Regions from separate parts of the Homo sapiens genome. Here region 2 is linked to region 1. Evidence: chromatin contacts called from ENCODE Hi-C data. All regions are on one chromosome and are shown on one strand. The core of a region is the stretch at or near the end of the contact, and the rest is flanking DNA. Distances in the headings are between cores, read along the strand shown.

The links. Hi-C counts contacts between places; a loop is a spot of excess contacts on that map. Pooled maps may share reads with other maps.
Region 2: a loop to region 1 is called in a map of DLD1, with 7 times the contacts of the local background. The contact joins two enhancer-like sites. A Hi-C loop is called at or near these places in 1 of 168 maps with a recorded cell type or tissue (DLD1) and 1 of 50 pooled maps.

What each region holds. Positions count from the first base shown.
Region 1 is chr18:10,237,091-10,242,553 of GRCh38, reverse strand. No RefSeq gene overlaps it. Among named protein-coding and RNA genes, the nearest start is that of LINC01254, 170 kb to the left of the region's middle. Within about 2 kb of position 3,258, at least 2 of the 41 ENCODE cell types and tissues checked have a DNase peak (open chromatin) inside an H3K27ac peak, as active enhancers do.
Region 2 is chr18:10,281,663-10,287,461 of GRCh38, reverse strand. No RefSeq gene overlaps it. Among named protein-coding and RNA genes, the nearest start is that of LINC01254, 130 kb to the left of the region's middle. RefSeq lists enhancers at 3,404-3,904, 3,905-4,405. Within about 2 kb of position 2,086, at least 3 of the 41 ENCODE cell types and tissues checked have a DNase peak (open chromatin) inside an H3K27ac peak, as active enhancers do.

The DNA.
Region 1 (5,463 bases), core at 2,009-4,508:
TGTTGGATGACTCCATACATTTTGGGCTCCTCTATTGTGATGTGGGGGCCCTTCAGGGGCTCTAAGTTAAGCTGCTCACCCCTGTGTTGGTTGGCTGGGCTTCTGGAAGGGAGGGAATTCCAGAGACAGTGATGTGCTAGTCTCTACACTTTGATTTTCTTCTATGAAACCTAAACTTTTAATCCAGCCTTCTTAAATGTTACACCCTGTTCTCTACCATACCATTAGGAATTAAGAAAAGCGTTTGTGTCCATATTCCCCAGGAAGAGGTCAGGGCGGGTAACATATCCTAAGGCCACGATGTGGCCACAGCAATGAGGAGAGACCTATCTAAGGAGAGGAGAATCTTGGAGGCATCAACCTCAGACCTACCTACCGCTGCCCCTTCCTTCACAGCCAACCTGGAGGATCTGGGAGAAGCTTTTCTAAGATAACCTGAAGGTTTTCGTGTACACCATTGCATCACAATGTTTAGCAACATCTCGAAAATCAATGAGTTTAGAAGGAATATAAAATTATTTCTACCGTCACTATCGCTCTGGAGATTGGAATGACTTGACACTGCCTCTTGGCTGCACACATCTTTCATCATAAGCTCAAAAACTCTACATAATAATAGGTCACACTATAAAGTCATGAAGAGATTTTACTGAACAGAATTCTTCTATTTTAGTGAAAATTCCAAATAAGCACCCAGCTCAGCTTTTGGTCTTGTGCTTTCCTTCTCCTCTTTTCCACAGCTCCATCGTGGATTGCCTTAAAGGAAATTCTTCCCATGCTTTGCAAGGGACTCCTGCCAAAGACCCAGTTTTAACTTTGTGAGGTCAAACTCCACCTTCATAGTGTGATTTCTGAGCTTACTGGTCATGTGTTGGTTTGAGGTGCCCTCAATGTATGTGTTCTTTGTGCTTTATCTGGAAGATGCAGTTGAAATGCTAAATTGTGACTTTCAACACCTACTCCCCAGGTGTGCTCTGCCAGGGAGCCGGCACCCCCGGGGCAGACCAAGCACATTTTTAAGATGCCAAGTGTCAGAGTCCAAGTCTGTGATTGAGGGTTAGAGGAGGACAGATTTTAGATGACTAATTGGATTCTTTTTATTTTTTAAGGACCATATTGGAAAAATCTATTTATTCATGGCTCAAACCACCTAATAATGTTTCCTAGGAGTAATAATGGTGATGACATTACCCCTGTTATTGGCCAAGCATCATACTATGCATTTTATGTGCTTTTTATCAATGGATCCTCATACTACCCCATGATATATTTTATCCATTTTATAAATGAGGAAAATAAGGTTTAAATGATTTCCCAGGGTTTCATAGCTAATAAATGGCAGAGCCAAGATTCCAATCCAGTTCCATCTCATTCTAAGGCTCATGCTCTAATGACTGTTTTTTTGGCTTATGAATCTGCACCAACCCCTCTGCGGGCCCATAGTTTGCAAATACAGAGGACCACCCAGATCAGTCCTGGCTTAACACAGTGCGTTACTTCTCTTTTGTCTGGTTGAGAGTGATGTCTAAGAAAATGTCTCCCAAGATTGGAGGCAAATGAGACAAACCATGTGCTATACCTAGACCAGTATTCAGTTCAAGCAAGTATCCAGCAGAAAGAGTTACTTTTATTATTTATATTATTATTTCAACTCCCCCAGTAACCCCCAATCCCAACCAATGCCATTTGCAAGGAAGACTGGCCTGCAACAAATGCTGCATGCCTGGCTGTCCTCTTCATGGACTTTCCAAATTGTTTTTTTTTTTCTAGCTTTTCTAGAGCAAGATTCTGAGACTCCTAGATGTAAGGTTAAACTGAATTCGGTTTTTAAGAGATGTCCATAATCCAGAGACACAGGAGAATGGAGACGTGGGCCACTGTGTGTCAAATGCCTCTTGCATTTCTGCATCCTGCTGCCTACCCAGGCGACATTTGTCAGGCTCATGTCCCTGAGGAGGCTTCCTCTGAGATGGGCTGGCTGTGGGGCTCACCAATGGGGCCAGATCTCCTACTGAGACACTGAAAATTGTCCCTGTGGGGTTAAGTCCACTGAGTTAAAGCTTAAGTCAAATTTCCAAACCACTTTTTATAGGAAATGGTAACCATAGGAAAGAGGAAATACAGAGGATGTCTTTTAAAATAGTAGCTAAATCATTAAGCATGCAAGTATGTGATTAGCAGTGAAGATAAGATTCACATATGTATTCTCGCAGCTCCCACCTCTCTCTTCTTTTCTCCTCTGCTCCTCTCTATGGAAAGAAGAAAACAGAAGAGCTGGCCAGACATTGAAAAATGCAGCATGCACAGAGAGAAATCATAAAGGATCTTGCTAGCACTGAATATCTGAGCCGAAATTCAAATGCTGTTGACTTAACAGAAACCAACTGTGTTTTTTTATGAACAAATCTAAATCATACCAGATACTTCAGGGCTGGATTTGCAAAGAGGCCTCAAGACCTTTTTTTTTTTTTGAAAGAGCCATGGTTTCTCCATGCGCAGGCACAGCCTGCGTGGTGTGTTCCTGCCTGTGGCTACTACCATCCTGCCCCAGAATGCAATGCCAGGCCGTGGGCTTGCGTTAAACAGTTCCCGAGGTGTTTGCTTAACGTGTTTTCTTCTTTTGTTCCTCTAAGGAAAGAATGCACACTTTAATTTCTGCATTTACCTCAACTGGCTTGGTAGGTCTGAACTGCAGAAACCAGGCCAGGTTAGTACTTGTTTGGAAGATACACAGCCAGCATGGAAAACCCACATGGAGCAAAGCGTGGCTGGGCTCTCAGTTCCCCGATTCAGGGTCTCCATGAGCCCCAGAAGTGTCAGGGCCTAATAGCAGCAAACAGAAAATGGTTACATGGGATGCTGCTCTGGCATGGCTTTCGGGACTGGCAGGTAGCAGTCTATAGGAGTCAGGGGACTAAAGTTGCAGCAGGAGAACACAAGAAAGGGTCTCATTCCCCCTAAGAACCTTTGGAAGACCTGAACAAAAATGTGATTTCCAAGTCTGACACCACAGCAGAGGCATGGTTTTTAGTTCACACAGAAACAAGCCTGGGGTTGAACCATTCTAAGAAAGGCCTGGCAGGGAGCTTGTCACTCATCTCACCTGCACACGAGGTCAAGTGACCAGATACGCTGCCCTCCTACCTGGCAGGGCCGTCTGGCCGCCAGGTCCCAAGAACCTCTCACAGACTCCACATTCTTTCCAGAGTGGACCCGGCTCTGCGTGCTGCTGGGAGAACCTCCTGCTTACCAAACAATCTGACTGTTGCCAGATGTGGGCATCTGGCCAGCTTTTACATAATTCAGGCTTTTCTATGCTCAAGACGGTACAATTTAAAGGAGCCTTAGAAGTTGTGTTTTTATCTCCTCTCCTCCTCCTCCCCACCGCCCTTCCTGCTTTTCTTCATCTCAGCCGCAAACTCGCCCAAATACGTGGAAAAACATGATTGTGTGCGGTGTACATCAGTACCTATGGCTGGAGATAACAAGACCATGCATTTACCTTATGCTTGCTACAAATGAAAATTAAAATGACTCTGAGGATTGCTGCCTGCCTCCTGCTGCCCGGGCCTTGTCTTCCAGACACGTCTCCCCAGGTTTTCAGTTCTGAAGGACCCCATCGGGAAGCCCGTGCTCAAGAATGCCAGACAGAGGATGGAGAGCTCAGCACGATGGGAGCTGATAGATTTTCTTGTCATCAGAAGTCATCTTTTATCGTGGAAAGTTACTCTTCTCCTGTAAGAAGATCAAAGCGCTGCACAAGAGCCCTGTAACTAAACACCAATCAATCAATTCATATTTTGAAGTCAGGGCTAAGGTGGGACTTTCTCGCTGACAAAACAGGGTCCTAGGTTCTGGGAATTTTAATTCCCATTTAATTTCTTCACTCTAGTGAGGTGATCATGTTGCTTTTCATGTCTTCTTTTCTTTTTTTTTTGAGACATAGTCTCGCTCTGTAGCCCATGCTGGAATGCAGTGGTGCAATCTCGGCTGACTGCAAGCTCCGCCTCTCCGGTTCACGCCATTCTCCTGCCTCAGCCTCCCGAGTAGCTGGGACTACAGGCGCCCGCCACCACGCCTGGCTAATTTTTTGTATTTTTTAGTAGAGACGGGGTTTCACCATGTTAGCCAGGATGGTCTCGATCTCCTGACCTTGTGATCTGCCTGCCTCAGCCTCCCAAAGTGCTGGGATTACAGGCATGAGCCACTGTGCGTGGCTACTTTTCATGTCTTCAAACCATGCCTGCTCTTGTCATCTGTAAGGCTGCTGGGCAATGGAAGCTACAACTAGGCTTTGAGACAGTCACACTTGCTAGAGTACACACGTTCAGAGATCTTAGGGGATGGCAGACTCAGTCTCTGTCTCTTTCCCACTCTCTCTCTTTCACACACACACACACACACACACACACACACACACACCCCTATCTGTTGGTTCAGCCTCTCCCAGTTAGAATGAAATGTCAAAATCCTTTTGTTGCTTCAACTTTCCGTCCTCGTAGGTGTCCTCCAGCTGGAAGTAGCCATCAGAATGTGCCACCAATACATGGGAAAGAGCCTCTGCAGGGCCCTTGGCTCAGCAGGAAGAGAGACTCACAGGGCCATGGGGAGAAAGCTAAGACACTGGGGGCAGGTGTCCAGAGTGGGGGTGTGGAGAGCAAGGAGCCCAGCTCCCAGCCCCACCTCCGCCTCTCACTGAGCAGATTCCCACCACCCTGCACTCCGCCTCCTGGTCTGCAGGGAATGCTGCTCTTCCTCACAGGGCTGACCCACCATGGTGCTGGCTAGACGAAACAGCTTGATAAATATTGCCCTTCTTGTGGCTGCTGGTAATGACCATCGTGGCTGTCTCACCATGGCTCTGCCACTGCTGTTACTGGTTTGGGCAACTCACAATCTCCTTCAAGCCTCTTCCTTCTCCTCTAGAAGAGAAGAATAATAATATGGCCTCACCCAGTCCTCGTGAGTCTGTAATGAGGCCTGGAAGAGAGCACACTTTGGCAGCCTCCGAAGTGCTCCCCCCAAGCGAGGGAAGCCAGCTCATGCTAATCCCAGATGGGCAAACCTGGAGGCCTCTGGCCTCTTCAAAGCGTGAACACACAGTCAGCACTTACCAAGTATGCACCCCACACCTAACACTGGCCATGAACTTTTCTTTGAGTTATTTTACTATTGATAAACAATTGCACTGATAAGTCATGGTCTCATTGTGACGATTTCCCTCAGTTTGGCCAAGATTAAAACCATCTCTTTACCTTCTTTCAAAACCCAGGCACATTTTAGGAAGCTGAAGAGTCTTCAGAAAAAATTGTCTTCGGGTCTGCGTTTCTGGAGCATGTGTACGTGAGCATCTATTTCTGGAACAGGCCTAGAAGCCGGAGGGAGAGGCTTCCTTCCAGGGCTTCCAGACCGGCCACCAGCATGAAGGCTGAGGACCAGCCCCAAGATGGACTCAGCTTGATT
Region 2 (5,799 bases), core at 837-3,336, 46 kb before region 1:
GTTCGACTCCACAGCTCATGTTATTTCCAGGACTCCAAGCTCCCCTCAAGACAATTTTTCCAACAATTTGGAACCAGCTCCCACCTTAATCCAAAGTTCTGTGAAACCCCACCTCAGTCTAGTGTAATGTGGAGGAGAAACACTTACTCCCCACCAGCCTGTTCAGGGAAAGCCATCAGCGTGCTCGCTGGAGTAGCGGTGACTGCAGCAGTATCTCCTGTCAAAGGAAGAACAAACCCCATTTCAGAATGGGGTCTGGTACCCGCTGGGGAACCCCTTGGCCAAGATGCCGAGTGACAGCAGGAAAGCTCCATGGATACGTGTATGACATCTCCTGGGTGAGTCCTAAAATATTCAGGAAGAACACAATCTTGCCACAGGGGAATTTCTTGAGAGCAAGTAGGGGCTTAGTGCGAGAGAGAGTTGCATGTTTAGGCTAATAACAAAAGCATGTAGATACTTATTGACTGGAGAAATCCTGGGACAGCTGGTTCTAGAATTTGAGAGTAAGGCCATACAGAGGGCTTAGAATAAAACCTCATTTTGGGCTATTTTTGGCCAGAGTGCAGAGGGGAGCATCAGCGCAGGTACCCAGGATGCTTCAGGAAGAGGCCTCACCCAGTGCCTTCGGGACAAAACCACAGGGATGGAACTGAGAGCAGATGCCAGAGCTTCTCCCTGCCCAGAGGAGCTTCTGAGAAATGCAGCCCCACCCAGACCCACTGAACTCGCATTTGCATTTTTACAAGATCCAGGTGACTCCTTTGAGAAGTGGGCTCATCAGCTGCCGGGTAAAGTCATTGCAGGGATAGACAGGAGCGCCCAAGGGGCTTAGGGCTCCAGTAACTCGGATCCTTTTAAACTCCAAGACTTTCTGCCCCAGGCCTCTCCTAAGCAGTCTGTGCTGAACCAGGTAATTCTCATTCTCATAACTGAAGCCATTGAGAAAGGAAAATATCTTGAGCCCCCAAAATCACTAAGCTAAAGGGATAAGTCAAGCTGGGAACTGCTTAGGGCAAACCTGCCTCCCATTCTATTCAAAGTCACCCCTCTGCTCACTGAGATAAATGCATATCTGATTGCCTTTTTTTGGAGAGGCGAATCAGAAACTCAACAGAATGCAAAAGTTTGTCTCATATCTATCTATGGACCAAGAAGCTCCCTCCCAGACCCACCTTTCTGTGTGGTCCCCGAACCAATGTTCGTTTTCCATATGTTGATTGATGTCTCATGTCTCCCTAAAATGTATAAAACCAAACTGTGCTCTGACCACCTTGGGCACATGTTGTTGGGATATCCTGAGGCTGTGTCAAGCGTGTGTCCTCAACCTTGGCAAAATAAACTTTCTAAATTAACTGAGACCTGTCTCAGATTTTCTGGGTTCACACCATGGAGCCCAGTATTGTCCCTCAGGTGTTGTGGTGTGTTTTGTTGTTGTGGCTGCATGATGAATGGTAATCATTGAACACTTTACACAACAGCTCCTCTGTTTGCAATTTAAAAGCCCTGGTGCCATTTTCTTCCTTCTGCCTTCTGGATAAGGACCACAGCAACTGATACCCCACAGTTGCAGTGAAGAAAAACAAGGGGGGCCCTGCTGAAATAATCCCAATGCAAAATTTACATTTGAGGGAACGCTGCTAATAAATGTACATTTGGAGAGCACTTATAGGAAAGTGTACATTTCAAATCAGAGTGGATCTGTGCTACAAACCCAGTTCGCAAGCATCTGGGAATGTCAACCCAGCGATGTTCCTTGGAAATGGCTCATTGTCATAAGTTCTTCAAACAGGTTAACACAAAGCTAGGAGAACAATAAAAGCAAGGCTAAATTTTATTTTTAGAAAGTGCCATAGCTGAACTGATTTTTAAGAGAGTATATAAAAGAAAGAATCTAGATCTTGGGAACTGGTAGAACCAAGTTATTTACCATTTTTACTGTTCAATTTCCGCTGGTAGAAAGAGGAAGGAAGCCGTAAAGGGCCTGTCCATTGAAAAGAGACCAAAGTAGGAACGCAAATAAATACTGGAACCCAGTGGTTATGGTAACTGACAACCTCAAAGATTTTTCACATCCTCTCTGGGGAAAAGAATATTTTATGCTAATTTGGGGGGTAATGGATGGCATTTTACCCAACATGTAGATCCTAATGTGAAACTAAAAATTTCCATGAAGAAAATATTTTTCCACTGGGCGCCAATTCCAGAGTCTCAGAAGCTAAAAAGGCAGACGTGTTTGTGTTCCAGTTAAACTTGATTGATAGCCTTAAATCATTATAATTAAACTTTCAACAGTAATGGCATGCTCTCTTCTATTTTCCTTGTATGTGGGGCTTCCCTGCAAGACTGGTTGTGTGAATATGGCCACGTTATTTCCTCTGGGGCAGACCTCAAGGTCCCCGGTGGTCTCTGGGCTTGTTTTCTGTGTCCTGCATGAATCAGGAGTTGTATGTCCAAGGGACACCAGCAGAAATCCCCATGAAAGGAAAGGCTCCTTGCTGCTCCCCAGCTGTCCCTCAGGCACAGGGACAGTGCATGGGACAGGTCTGTCACGTCAGGCCGAATGTGCACCGCACCAATCACGACAGCTGTTCCTGTTTGGCTTTTTCAACTTCAAAGCTTCCTGCTTTCCTGAACATGCATTCCGAGTTTTATTTTCCAGCACTACAAACCATCCAGTTCCCCAAGTGCGCTAAAGGTCAAGCTTTCATCCCAGGCCTAAATGAATACACTTGGGCCCTTTCCTTTTTTGTTTTCCTTTGGGGAAGTCATAAAAACAGCTTTGATAATTAGTAAACAGCCAACATTTCCCCAACCCTCATAAAACATAAAGGCGATGGGAAAACCCAGATTTGCTTTCAAGTCTCGTAGAGGCTTGTGTTCCGGGGGCCCACATTCCTCTTCTGAGTGCAAGCAAATTGTTCAAACTGCCTTGCCGGGTCTGTCTGTATTGCCTGGTCCACCCTAGAAGGAATATGACCAGGTTCAAGTTTTTGTCCTGGCCATGGCATGTGAATTCACTAAAGGTAATGGGAAACTGGCCTGATTCATGACAGATTAGAGACTACAGTTGAACTTTGGAGACTGAAAAAATTATTTGAATTTTTCATTACATGTAAGAGCTCCATATTTTTTGTGTATTTCTCCATCTTCCTGGTAAACCCAGTAAAGTCACAACAAATATACAGAAGAGTTTTAATCTGTTTTGAATTACTTTAAAATTCTCAACCCAGCCTCTTAGTTAACTCAAGGACACGAAAAATATTAGCAGCTGAATTTGAGTCCCTGATATGTAGTTGCCTGATGTCACATCACAAGGGTTGGCAGAGTGATCACCTGGGTACCCGCACAGCTTAATGGCTCTGCAAAGAACAGGCAGGATGCAAATCCACCTTGGCCACTTTGGAGCAGCGCTCCTGTCTTAGCTGGAGCCTTGGCTGGTGCTGAGAAGCATAAAAGACAGGAAAGAGGAGGGGACAGGCTGCCTCTAGCCTCCTCCAGGAGGGAAAGTTGAGCTTAGTGGGTGATAAGTGTAGGTGATCTCAAAACATGAACAATTTCTGGTAGCATTTCATTCAAACAGAAGACAAGTACCCCAAGGAAGTAGAAAATACGTTGGCTCAAGAGTTTGCAAAAGAGGCAACATCTTCAATTAATTCATGGACTACATGGGAAGTGTGCAGAGGACAAAGAGGAAAGATGTAAAATTAAATACTTTAATTAAATAAGACATTGCCCAGTCAGACTTATTCATTGTAAGGACAGAAACCAACTGACTTATTTGAGCAGCAGATGAATTTATTTAAACCTCAAATCCCACCCAGGCCTGGCCGGAGAGGACACGTGGCCCTCACTGCCAGGCACTCGAGCTGGGACTTGCCCACTGCCCACCCTGGCATGGGGCCCCATTGTCATTTCTAGCCTGCTGACACTGCTGCCCTCTGTGGAGGGGCCTCTGCCCTCTGTTTCCAGGAAGGCTGGGACATGAGGATCTGCCGTGTTCAGCTTCTGAGTGGGAGGTACCTCTGCTTACCATGGAGGTTCATAAACTGGGGATTTCTCTGAGCATTAGAAAGAGTTAGAAGCAAAAAGGAAAAAAGAGACGTCTGCAGTTTTTCACCCCTTCTCCCTTAGCAACATCTTAGAAATGAAGAAGAGTCCTCCCTTCCAAAGGGCAGAATGGACCCAAACTCACACGGTGCTCTGAATTGACTCTGCAAAGGCATGGCTCTTCCTGCCACAGCCCAGGCATGAGTGTTGCTGCCTCTCCACTGACTGGTCATTCGCTGCTTTCCTCACCCAGCTGCTGGGGCTTGGCCGTTCTCTTGCTTCCTCCATGTGCACCTGGCTCATTAATTATGCTTTTCCAGGGAAACATGTGCATGAACTAACACTTAGTGCTTTAAAGCCTGCTTCAATTTTGAAACAATGTACAACTGAAAATTGTAGGCAAGATGAAATATGGATCTTCATCTGCCAGGTCTTTAAGCACTTTTCCTTCAAGCTCTCTTTTTAAAGAGAATGTTTAACCTGTGTATTTCATTTAAAACCTTTCTATAGTCAATAAATGATCATTGAGAATCTATGCCTGGTTCTAGGTGTGTGGACATAGACAGTTATCTCCATAGAACCCTGTAAGTAGTTATACCATCCCCTTTTGCAGATGAAGAAATGCAAGTATCATCTGGCAGAATGGCAAGGCTAGCTAATAAAAAGTCACTTCCCAAACACAGGCCTTTCTGTCCTTTGGAACCTACCCCTCCAAGGAGCTGTTTCCCTGGAAGATGCCCTCACCTAGGACAGCTTTGTTCTAGGGGGAGTCTCTTACCCCTGTGAGCCCATGCTCCAGACGTCCACAGTGGGCCTTCATACCTTGGCTATAGAGGTTAAATCAGGTATTGATGGACACGTGTCTGACAGAGTTCGTGTTCAGAGTGTTGGGGAACATTGCTGGAGTTGTAAGCTGGTTCTAATCATCAGAAAAAGTGTTGGAAAGTGGGCCTCTTTCCTTCTGTCCTCTCAGGGAGCTGGTAGCTCGTAGAGACTGAGAATCACATATCACACACCACCCCAAAGAGATGCCATCAAGTACAGAGTTGTAATGATTCTAATTAAAACACCAAAAACCAAAGTGAAATCCCTGAACAACAGAGAGTGAACATTACAGCTGCCAAGACTTTAGCAGCAGAAGGGAGCCCTACACAAAAACAAAGGAAAGGTGTTCTCTTGATGAAATGACTTTCTAGCCATTTCTGTCTGGGGAAAGCAGTGCATTTCAAGAGGAAGGGAGAATAGAAGTGTGGAAAAGTTCAATGCCCACATCAACAAAATCACATTCCATGAGGTTCACATGTGACCTTTAAAAAAGTTCAAACCATTCATTTCAATAGCATTTTTGTGCTTCAGATAGTACTTGACTGTAATTGAGTTTCTATGATAAGATCCAGGGATAACAAACAGATTATCATCAGTTGTCAAATGTGATCTTTCAAAAGTAAAGGGCGGTCAGGTGCGGTGGCTCATGCCCATAATCCCAGCACGTTTGGGGGCTAAGGCAGGAGAATGGCTTGGGTCCAGGAGTTCAAGACCAGCTTGGGCAATATAGTGAGAAACGATCTCTATGAAGAATACAAAAATTAACCAAGTATGGTGGTGTGCACCTGTAGTCCCACTATTAGGGAGGCTCAGTCAGGAGGATGGCTTGAGCCCCCTCAAGGCTGCAGTGATTCATGATCATGCCACTGCGCTCCAGTCTGACAACAGAGTGAGACCTTGTCTCAAAAGAAAAAAAAAGTCAAG